2 separate regions of the Homo sapiens genome follow, and region 2 is linked to region 1. The links are chromatin contacts, found by Hi-C or POLR2A ChIA-PET in ENCODE. All regions are on one chromosome and are shown on one strand. The core of a region is the stretch at or near the end of the contact, and the rest is flanking DNA. Distances in the headings are between cores, read along the strand shown.

Region 1 (5,236 bases), core at 2,304-4,803:
TCCGGGCTCAGAAAGCGGAAGTATTTGGTAGAGAAAAACACGGTTTCTTTTCAGCTCGTCTCAAAATCCCTTTTAGAGAAAATGCTCCTGTCAAGTTTTATTTCCCGTTGCAAACCACCTTCCACGCTGCCAAGAATTAAGACCGGGAGAGATTAAATACCCGATTATTCTCCTGGGGAGGGCGGGGCGGGGCCGGGAAGTGGGCACCCACACCAAACATTCCTTGAAGTAGGCTTGTCCTGATCCAGCCGCGCCCGGGGAGCCCCACGAAGGCCCGCGCGGCCTGCGGTGACGTCAGCCTGCAGTTGCGGGGCCACTCACCCGCACAGACACGGCCCTTGCTGTTCCGCGCCGGGACCTCCGCCAGCCGTCCTGCCGCAGCCCCGACTGGCCCGCGTGCCGTCAGAGGGAGGCCCGCTTTACACCGGCCTGAGCCTCCATTTTGAGTAGGGGGTTCTTGTAGAAGCGTGGAGGGTTTGGGGCCGCGCCTCTGTCCCCGAGGGGCGCGACATCAGGTAGCTCTCCGAGTTCACACCCCAGTACCTGGGGGAGGACCTATGTCGCCGCATAACCGCCCGCAGAGGTTTGGAAATCTCTGAGACCCGTTGTAATTATTTCTGCCCAGTGGATCCGGCTCTTCAGCGTCACGAGAGCCGGGCAGAAATGAAATCAACTGTGGCAAGGCCTTGGCTGCTTTCACGGAGGAGTTTTTCTGCGCCAGTGTCTTTTTCCTTCCCTTTAAAATAAAATTAAAAATAGCAAGCACTTCTCAGGCATTCATCAGAGATAGATAGATGCACGAGGATTGAGTGGGCATTTTCATAAAGAATGAGGCCGGCTGTTATAGACCGGCGGCCTAGCAGATGAAAACTTAATTAGCGTGCCTGTCCTAAAACCTAGGCATAAATCTCCCTCTGCCTTTTGGATAACGCTATATCTTTGCTTATGAGAAATGGGATGTGAGCAACTCGCTGCACATTTCTCTGATTCTCCAGGTCTTGGTCGGCTGACACGCATTCGATCAAGTTTAAAGGAATGCGCATAAATCAGCAAGCCCCTAGCGTCTCCTTGGGAGAGGTCCGCAAATCCAGGAGGGCGCCTCTGAACCCACCGGGTCTGGGGATTAGCAGTCCAGGGCAACCTCCGTCTCTGCTCCTGAACTCGGGAATTCACAGAGGAAGCAAGACACTGCATCTTCACCAAGGCCTCCAAACACATGCAGCAGAGTGCAATCTGCACTTACATGTATTACAAAGTGAAATCTGTGTCAACTCTCCGCACACAAATGTTGCATCTGCAGCTGAATTTCACTGCCTAGTGGTGAATTTTTAAGAAAAGATTTCAACTAGGTTGTTTTAATTTTTTTCTTCCCTTTTCTGTTAATTTTTTTTAAAAACCCACAACTTGAATAACTTGAATGGGTGGCTTCAGCTCTGCATCAGTCACAAATAGGAGTGAAATGCATAGCGACATTTAACAATCATCCACTTAAAATAAGTAAATAAATATGATAGTACTGAGAGCAGATAGAAAAAGTAGCGTTTTTTTTTAAAGTCCCATTTTTATTTTCTTAATTCAGGAAGAGTTTTCTTTTTAGAAAAAAATACTTTAATCAGGCTTTCAACAACATTATCCATGGGTCAGTGGCTGATACTATTATTCCTATTTTTCAGGAGGTGGCTGGTCTCTCCTTGATTTTTGTTTTTGTTTTTGTTTTTGTTTTAAGGTTTTAGACTGATTGCTATTTGGGCATTAAAGGAGCCATAATAAATAATCCATGCCCACTTTAGGTTATCTGGTAGATCCACAGAAATTTTAAATAGGAGGAGAGTTAGGTAAGATCGACACTATCAATGACCATTTTAGAACTGGGGGGAAAAAATCCCCACAACAACCCTGAAATGTCTTCTGTCATTACAGTTTCAAAAACTAGAGAGAGAAAAAAAGAAGGCTACTACTTTACCCAGGGTTCCTGTAGTGGTGATGGCTTTCGAAAGGGGCGGGATCCCGGCTGGAGAGCTGCTGTTGGCCTCCTTCCTAGGCTCGAGGCTCAGAATATTTCTTACATCTAAAGAAAAATATCCCCTGTCAACAGAAGAGTCCCTTTTGGAGCTGTTCTTAAACACACAGTTTGATCCAGCTTTGAGGGGATTTTCCACCACTTTAAACATTTTGGGAGAAAGTTGTTACTTTGGCTTGATGGCAGCTCATTTGGAAATGGAGTACTGTTTGGAACAAGAGGTGGAGAGGTGGGTCTGAAGCAACATTATCATTTGTTTCCACAAGTGGAGTGAAAATCCTCAGGGCAGCAAAATATAATTGAATTTCTCGAGACCTTTCGATATGTATGTTTCAACACCAGCCTGTTTTTGAGACAGCTTTAGAGACTCTTTCGTAATTCTCATCTATAAAGAAGTTGTGAGTCCTCAGGAGAGGTTGGAGAGGTTTCCGGCAGCCACTTTTGTAACCAATCAATATTATTTTCCATAAAATGATGAATCTGGTTCTTCCATTCACTATTACTTTCCTCTAACGTAAAGATAAAATTAGCCTGCATCTCACAATTCTGCATCCCACGGCTACTGATTCCACCAACATTTTAATACATATGCGCATAGCATAGATTTGACAAAAACACATTATCCTATGTGTATATTAAATATACAAACATACATATGTATTCTTTATGACTCTGAATACAGCACCTGATTGTTGTTAGAGGTCAACAGTAGATATAATATTATTATTATAGTTTTGATGGAAGTTGTTAATATTAAACATATTTATTTATCCTACAAATCAAATGGCAGATTCACAAGCATCAATATAAGATTGCACACCACCCTGGAGCAGTACTCAGCTCTGAGTTATCCAGGATAACTCTCGTTCTGTATCCAATCCTGTGGTCATTTTGTAGATATGAAATATTAAGTCCTCTTTACTGACCTCTCAAGAGGTGGGTTTCTTAGACTTTCTGAAACATAACTCTAGAACTCTAGACTTAGCAAGGCATCTGAATCTTAATTTGCTGTAAAGACTCCTCAATAGCTCTAATTACAGTGTGAGACCACCCTGGAGGGTGAGGACCAGGAAGGAATGGTGATTTAAGAACACATCTTAGACTGTAACAAAAATGTACAGCTTTAAAGCAGATCTGCAGAAATCTGATGCAGAGCAAGCCACTGTGAAGACAAATCAAATTTGGCCATTAGAGAAAAGGAACAAGGCTTCATCTTGTAAAGTACATTTTGTACCTCAATTCTAGAAATCACCTTAAATTACAATATCTTGCGTCATTAGCAATTAATGATATGATATCTGTACAGATTCTACAAATATATATACAAGCACACACAAGCACTAATATGCAAATGTATACATGTGTACACATATTATATATATTTACATATATACAGGGACATGTATAATTTACATATATTCAAATTTGCTCCAGCTGGAGCCAAATAATTGAGTACTGAATCTCTAAAGTCAAGGAGGTAAGAGCTCTTGATTCCCTTGGTTGAAGAATTACAAGGAGGCTTGTCAACGCGAGGTGGCGCCCTTGATCTACTAATCCAGCTAAGGCCAATTCATGAGCTGTCAAAAGTCAAGGTCACAAATTGTCTTTTTTTTCGTCAAGGTCAAGGTTTAAGGCCTTTCGTAGTCCTGTCATTTCAACAAATATCAAAACCTGCCCTCTCAGACACATGCAGACCCAACAGCAGATTTTAAAATACGACAGCCTAGGCATTGCTGCTACAAAACAACTGGTTTTCATTTTCCACAGGGAGCCTGGGAATTCATACTATCTCTTCCTCCTTTCTTTTCTCTCCCTTTTGTAATACCTGACACTTTAATCTCCTTGAAGCACTTATCATTTTTTAGGATTTTAGTTATGAGGGATTTCTCCCTTTTCTTAAAAATTTGGTAGCAAAAGAAGTACTGAATAATAATAAAGAATGGTCCTTGGTTTATATAAGATAAACCTGCTCCTTTTCTTTCTGTGCAGTGCACATTTAGCATAGGAAAGTAAAGAGTATTTTCTGCAGATTTTAATGGCAGTGACTATTTTATTAACAATTAATATTACGATATCACTATCTACAGGTCTAAGGGTTTTTTTTTTTCATTTTTAGTAGAAATATTTAAAAAGCAGGTGCACAAATACATTTTCACAGTGTGCTGAATGTCTTTATTTACAAGATATCATTCTATAGTGAATATGAACAAAACGAATGTGCTGGTTGAAATAACTGCTTGATTAAAAATGTGCTGTGAAGATGAATCACTAATCTTTCTAATGCACTCTGATAACACAATAAACATGGAAAAATACTAATCCCTTAATAGATCAAAATATAGAATATAGACACCTAAATATTTCAGGGGAATGAATTTTCATTCTGAGTTTTCTAAAAAAGAAAAAAGAAAAATGATTTCTCCAGCAAATGTTTAGCAAATATTGGGAAATGCCAATTCAAATGAAAAAACGAATTGTGTTCAAACCAAAGTCCATCATGTTGGGATGGAAACTCTCGGGAGATCTCACATAAAGTGAATTCTGTGGATCATCTGATGATGTAAACATTTTCAAAAAGATACAAAATCCTTTGGAAAATAACGGATATTGGAGCAGTAAATATAGTTCAAATGCCACAAAATATGCTTGTTATAAGCAATTAAAAATTATTCTTAAAAAGACATTACCGACCCGGGTTCTCTTGTAGCCTGAAAGGTTCAGCTGGTTGGTTTTACTATACTACCAAGACAAATGATCCTCAGAAGAGTTTTCTCTCCCTTTCTCCCTTCACAGCAAATATTCCAAGATCATTATTTCAGTACCTTCTCGTTTCCCCTCTAAATCTATACATAAAATGTTTTGCAGAACGTACAACAACGGTAGGAATTTCACTAAGATTTACCTGAGCAGACGCTTAACATGCAAAGGGAATGGCGACCTAAGAAGGACAAGCAGATGTTTACAATGGCCTCTTGCGTTTGTAACCAACTTCCAGATTATTACCATCTAACGCAGTGTCCTAAAATGTAACGATCACTTAAATACTTACAAGATTTCAGTAACTGCGTAACTTATCTGAAATTGCGTATTTTGGGGGTTGACGTTTGACATTTAACGGGCTGGGCTGATGGGGTTGGCGGAAGAACTGGCAGTCTTTACCTTTCTTAAAGTTTTAAAACAGTTGTAGATTCCATTAAAGAGAAAGAGATCTCCTTC
Region 2 (5,236 bases), core at 1,016-3,515, 700 kb after region 1:
ATACAACCTATAAATCATGGTAACCTTGACATACCAAGGTACACAGCTGCACAATTTGTTCTAGTGACAACCATACACACACACACCCACACCACCCGCCCCCACAAACACACACAGGAATGCCACACAAACGCTGTGGGAACCCTGGTTAAAAAGGGCCCGTGTCTCCCCTGCACTAGCATGCTGCTCCTCTTCCTCCTCCCTTCATTAACCATGACTTAACCCATTTTCTGAGACTTAATTTAGTAAGTAAATTCTCAAGTTTTTGAGCAATGTTCCATCAGCACAGCTGTCTGTCAAAAGGTGGGCAGATTCCTAGTGGCAAGGAGCCATTTGGGGAGACAAAAGTGTCTAGAGAAGCCAAGGAGGCACAGCAAAGGCTGTGATTCTGGCCAACAAATGAGGACTATGTTCCCTGTTTCACCAAATATCAGGTCTGGAAAGATTAACCGTGTTGCCAAGGCTGAGTTCAGGTTAAGCAAGTCATGTGACTCAGTGGCCTAAGCTTTCCTCAATGAGTCTGGACACCACTGGTGATCTTTCTGAAGCCCTCAGTAATCACGGCTGATGTGGATATTTTTTTGGAGACAGGGTCTCGCTGTCACCCAGGCTGGTGTGCAGTGGTGTGATTACAGTGCACCGAAGCACCAACCTCCTGGGCTCAAGCAATCTTCTTGCCTCAGCCTCCCAAGTAGCTGAGACTACAGGCACGCCCCCCCATGCCCAGGTAATTTTTGGATTTTTTGTAGAGATGGGGTCTCTCTATGTTGCCCAGGCTGGTTTCAAACTCCTGGGCTCAAGCAATCCTCCCACCCAAAGTGTTAGGATTATAGGTGTGAGCCACTGCGCCTGACTCACTTGGGTTTTAGAGCAGGAAGGAACCTTGGTTAAGTCAGATCATCAGGTCCAGCCCCCTCATTTGTTACAGTAACTGTGAACTGAGGTGGTGTGACCTGTTTGAGGTCATTTAGGATAGTGGCAGAGCTGGCATCAGGGCCCAGTCAAGCCTGGGGATGCTGTCATGGTTTTCACAGTTGAAAGTGTTCAGGGAGCTGGAGCATGGGGACTGGGGAAATGCAGTGAGAACTCCTCTGGCGGTTTACATGGGGGCAGTGGGCAGCTGGGAGAACAAAAGGCTCATCCTCTCAATGTCAGTCCATCCTGCTGTGTGGGACCACTGGGCTCCCCGGTTGTGGCAGGGGAGGTCTCTGGAATTGTAGCCCCACTGGGCTACGATCTGGGAAAGGCTGGCTGTGCCCACCTCCCAGAATTCTCTCTGCTTTGCAATGGTGACACTGCTCTGATCTGGCAGCCGCCGTGTGCTGGAGCTGGCTCATACTGGGTTGTGAAAGCTGACTTAAATTTTCAGGGATTTGGTGAGTCTGTTGTTAAACACAGCCGTTATTAAAAACTAAATGACGTAAATAATTAAATCAAGTGCTTTGTTAAAAACAAGGATATTTAACTCAAGGCTCATCACTTATTTTATTGAATTTTAATATTATCTATATTCTTGTTATTTACATTAACATTTTATCTATTTGGTAGAATTATTTATAACTATATTCTGTATAATGCAAAGTAACCTACTCTGTGTTCAGTAACATGTGGGTAGCTTGAAATTGGCTATGGCAGGAGTATTTACACCACAGAAACTGGCAATAACACAAATTGAGACTTTTTTCCTCCCCAAGTCAGTTCAACATTTGCCAGTACACCTTCTAGTGATTATTATTTTTTAATGTGGGGAAAAAAAAGCATTTGAACCGGGCTTCTTGCCTACTCACTAAAGGAATTAATCAGGGAAGGAACGAAGAATGAATAAGAAAGTCTTCTTTTTTAAAATTGTAAAAAGTAATATATCTCAGTAAAGAACATTTACAGAACATTTTTTATGGATTTGTGACTTATGTTTAAAAAGTTTTTTAATTGACCAACACACAGGTTAGGAAAAGAAATGAAATAAAGGTATTTTTTAAAATTATGGAATATATATGCAAATCAATATATACATTTCCACACATAAAGATTTTAATAAAATAGAAATCCGTGTACCTACCATTCAGCTTATGAAAAGAATTTTTGATGTTTCCTGTGTAAAAACTTTTTTTTTTTTTTTCTAAGAGACGTATTACCCAGATAAAACTATGGTTGATATTTTAGGGTTTTTCCTTCTAACATTTTTCTACACGTAGAGAACACTGAATATTTCTTAAAGAAAAAAAGTCACTTGAGACTCTTTCACTCACTGTTGACTAACAGCCTGAAAATCTGCGGTCAGGCAAAGCAGTGTTTTCATTTTGAAACTGAAACTGCTGTAAGATTAATTTCAACTTCCCTACAAATCAGAAATGTCTAAGTTACTTTAATTTAATATGGTCATTTGTAGCAATATTTGTTATTGCTAGGGGAAGTACATATTCCTTAAGTAAATTTTCAAGACTCCATTATAAATCTTTTAAATCCTCAGACCACAATGTTCATTCAGTCTGACATGCTCAACGTGGAAACATGAATATAACTCCACAGGGGGAAAATGTCAACTGCTGGTCCAGGGAGACTAGTTTCAACCACAAACTCAGGAAATGTACACTATTTGCTGGAACCTGGGCAGAGACTCCATTGCCACCTCACTCCATGGCCAAAACACCTGAGTCTAAGTGACCTGCTGGGGAAAAAAATCACTTGGCTTTCACTGGATCAGAGAACTCAGAAACTGAAGTGACCACTTGAAACTGCAGTCTCAGAAAAAACTGAAAACTCCAAGATGTGTGGTGTGATGTGGCTGTGATTATGAGACTCTGGAGAGGACACATGGTCCAGAGGCCTGCACTGCATGTCGCCAGGAGGCTTGTTCTGGGGCAAAGAAACTGGTGGCCTCCGGGAGTCACTGTATTCACTTTTGTGGTCCTAGTTTTTCTACCTGTTAAAATTGAGATTTGGTTTTATGGATATATGGAATACATCACTGCTAGGGTCCTTCCCAGTTCTAACAGTGAATGATTCCAGCAATAGCACTGTGCAGTATTTTTCAAACTTTGTTTTGACTTCAACCCATTATAAGAAACGTATCTCACGGTGCGACCTGGTGCGCTCACATGTATAAATAGGCCTGCAACCTGCAATTTTGAGATCTCCAAAGCTCTGAAACCTGAAATTTTTTAAAAATAAAGTTTGGCACTAAAACATCATTGGAAGGCAAACTAACCTGACTGGGTGAAAGGCTACTTACAGATTTTATTGTATTTACTGAAAATATTCATGTGTTTCACTGTATAAATATTAATGTACGTGATTATATGGGGCTGCCCCAGACCCTAATGGGGGTATTATGTAATATGAAGTATTTCTACTATATTATCTTTATGAAATCTAAAAAATTATGAATAATGAAACATTTCTGGACTCAAGGACAAGACATTTTAATATAAATATCTGAAACAGAAATTTCACAAAACAATCTTTACTACATGTGATATACTCTGTCATTTTCCTGTTCTATTTCATTTTAACAAAATATGATGGTCATGACCACCACATTGACTTCTTGACCCCCTGGGAGGTCATGGTCTGGAGTCTGAATATATTAGTGTAGCAGTTAAGAGGGTGGGCTTTGGAGGTAGACTGTCTAGATTCAAATCCCTGATCCATGCCCTGCTAGCTGTGTGATGACATTGGGCAAGTTACCTACCTAGCCTTTCGGTGCTGCCATTTTCTCATCTATAAATGGTGACAATGACAGGTCCGACCAAGGGTTGTGGTGAGGATTAAGTAAGTTAATATTCATAAAGCACTTAGAACAGGGCCTGACACTTCGTGCTTAACAAATGTCAGGTTCCTGGTTCATAAAAGAAGTGATTAACATGCTGGGCACGGTGGCTCACGCCTGTAATCCCAGCACTTTGGGAGGCCGAGATGGGCAGATCACAAGGTCAGGAGATCGAGACCATCTTGGCTAACACAGTGAAACCCCATCTCTACTAAAAATACAAAAAATTAGCCAGGCATGGCAGCATGTGCCTGTAGTCCCAGCTACTCAGGAGGCTGAGGCAGGAGAATGGCGTGAACCTGGGAGGCGGAGCCTGCAGTGAGCCGAGATCGCGCCACTGCACTCCAGCCTGGGCGACAGAGCGAGACTCCGTCTTAAAAAAAAAAAAAAAAAAAAAAAGAAGTGACTAACACTTGTACTGGAAATCTTAACTCGCAAACCTTTCACCTTCTGCCATCTACACTAGCATTTGGTTACTTTGGGGCACGGAATATTAGGATTTTAAATACTGCCATCATGAGTTTTGCTGATTCTGAAAGCAAAGAGCCACCTTTACTGATTCTGCAGGCATTAATGTTATTTTTATTTATTTTTTGGCTCACTCTGTCGCCCAGGCTGGAATGCAGTAGCATGATCATGGCTCACTAGCAGCCGTGTGATTTTCTCATGTCAGCCTCCTGAGTAGCTGGGACTACAGGCGTTCACCACCACATCTGGATAATTTTTTGTACTTTTTGTAAAGATGGGGTTTTACCATGTTGCCCAGGCTAGTTTTGAACTCCTGGGATCAAGCAATCTGCCCACTTTGGTCTCCCAAAGTGTTGGGATTACAGGCGTGAGCCACTGTGCCCGGCCCAGGCATCTATTAAATTGCAATGGTATCTATTAAATGGCAATCACAGGCAAATTCAAGAAGACAGATACAATAACTACTCATGAACAGAAAAAGAAGGTTCCTCTCATTAGACAACACGCTGGGGCCCATCTATAAACTCATACACCTCTTCTTACTTCCTGGCCTTGATTTCTAGAGTAGAACAAAATTATAGAGGGTCTTTCCAGCAGGACAGGCAACAGGAGACCCTCCATGCCATGAGCTGCTGGACTGACATCCTTCCATCCAGCTAAGGGCTGTTCTCTGCTTGGCAGATTCATCAAGTTGCACAAGGCTCTGACTTCGTCTGCTAGCAGACCCTCTGTAGAACATCACATCCAACTATGCTTCATTTGAAGTTCAAAAGCTTTGTTCTGCCTTTTCAATGGCCCTTTGGGCATTGCCATTTTTCAGCAAAAACAAGCTTTTGAGAAAAGCTGTGGGGAGTTGGCAGATGGGCCCTGAGATTCCAAGCACTCCCAAATCTGGTAATTCATTGCTCCAGATGATGGTATTTCTGACATGACAATCTAACCTTCTGAAGGACAGTCTAACATGGAGAGTAAGGATTTTTCTTTTCTCTGGCTGTTACT

The links. Hi-C counts contacts between places; a loop is a spot of excess contacts on that map. ChIA-PET counts read pairs that join two places held with the same protein, here RNA polymerase II (POLR2A). Pooled maps may share reads with other maps.
Region 2: a pooled map shows a loop between it and region 1 (2.8-fold over the local background). The contact joins two enhancer-like sites. A Hi-C loop is called at or near these places in 10 of 168 maps with a recorded cell type or tissue (aorta, astrocyte of the cerebellum, heart left ventricle and 5 more) and 4 of 50 pooled maps. POLR2A ChIA-PET finds 5 or more read pairs at or near these places in 1 of 52 experiments (HEK293).

What each region holds. Positions count from the first base shown.
Region 1 is chr7:27,192,823-27,198,058 of GRCh38, forward strand. HOXA13 (homeobox A13) reads right to left here. Exons shown (of 2, transcript NM_000522.5): 2 at 1,542-5,236. Among named protein-coding and RNA genes, the nearest start is that of HOXA13, 4.6 kb to the right of the region's middle. RefSeq lists an enhancer at 1-423. Within about 2 kb of position 3,554, at least 2 of the 41 ENCODE cell types and tissues checked have a DNase peak (open chromatin) inside an H3K27ac peak, as active enhancers do.
Region 2 is chr7:27,898,871-27,904,106 of GRCh38, forward strand. All of the region lies in intron 2 of JAZF1 (JAZF zinc finger 1), which reads right to left. Among named protein-coding and RNA genes, the nearest start is that of TAX1BP1-AS1, 160 kb to the left of the region's middle. Within about 2 kb of position 2,266, at least 9 of the 41 ENCODE cell types and tissues checked have a DNase peak (open chromatin) inside an H3K27ac peak, as active enhancers do.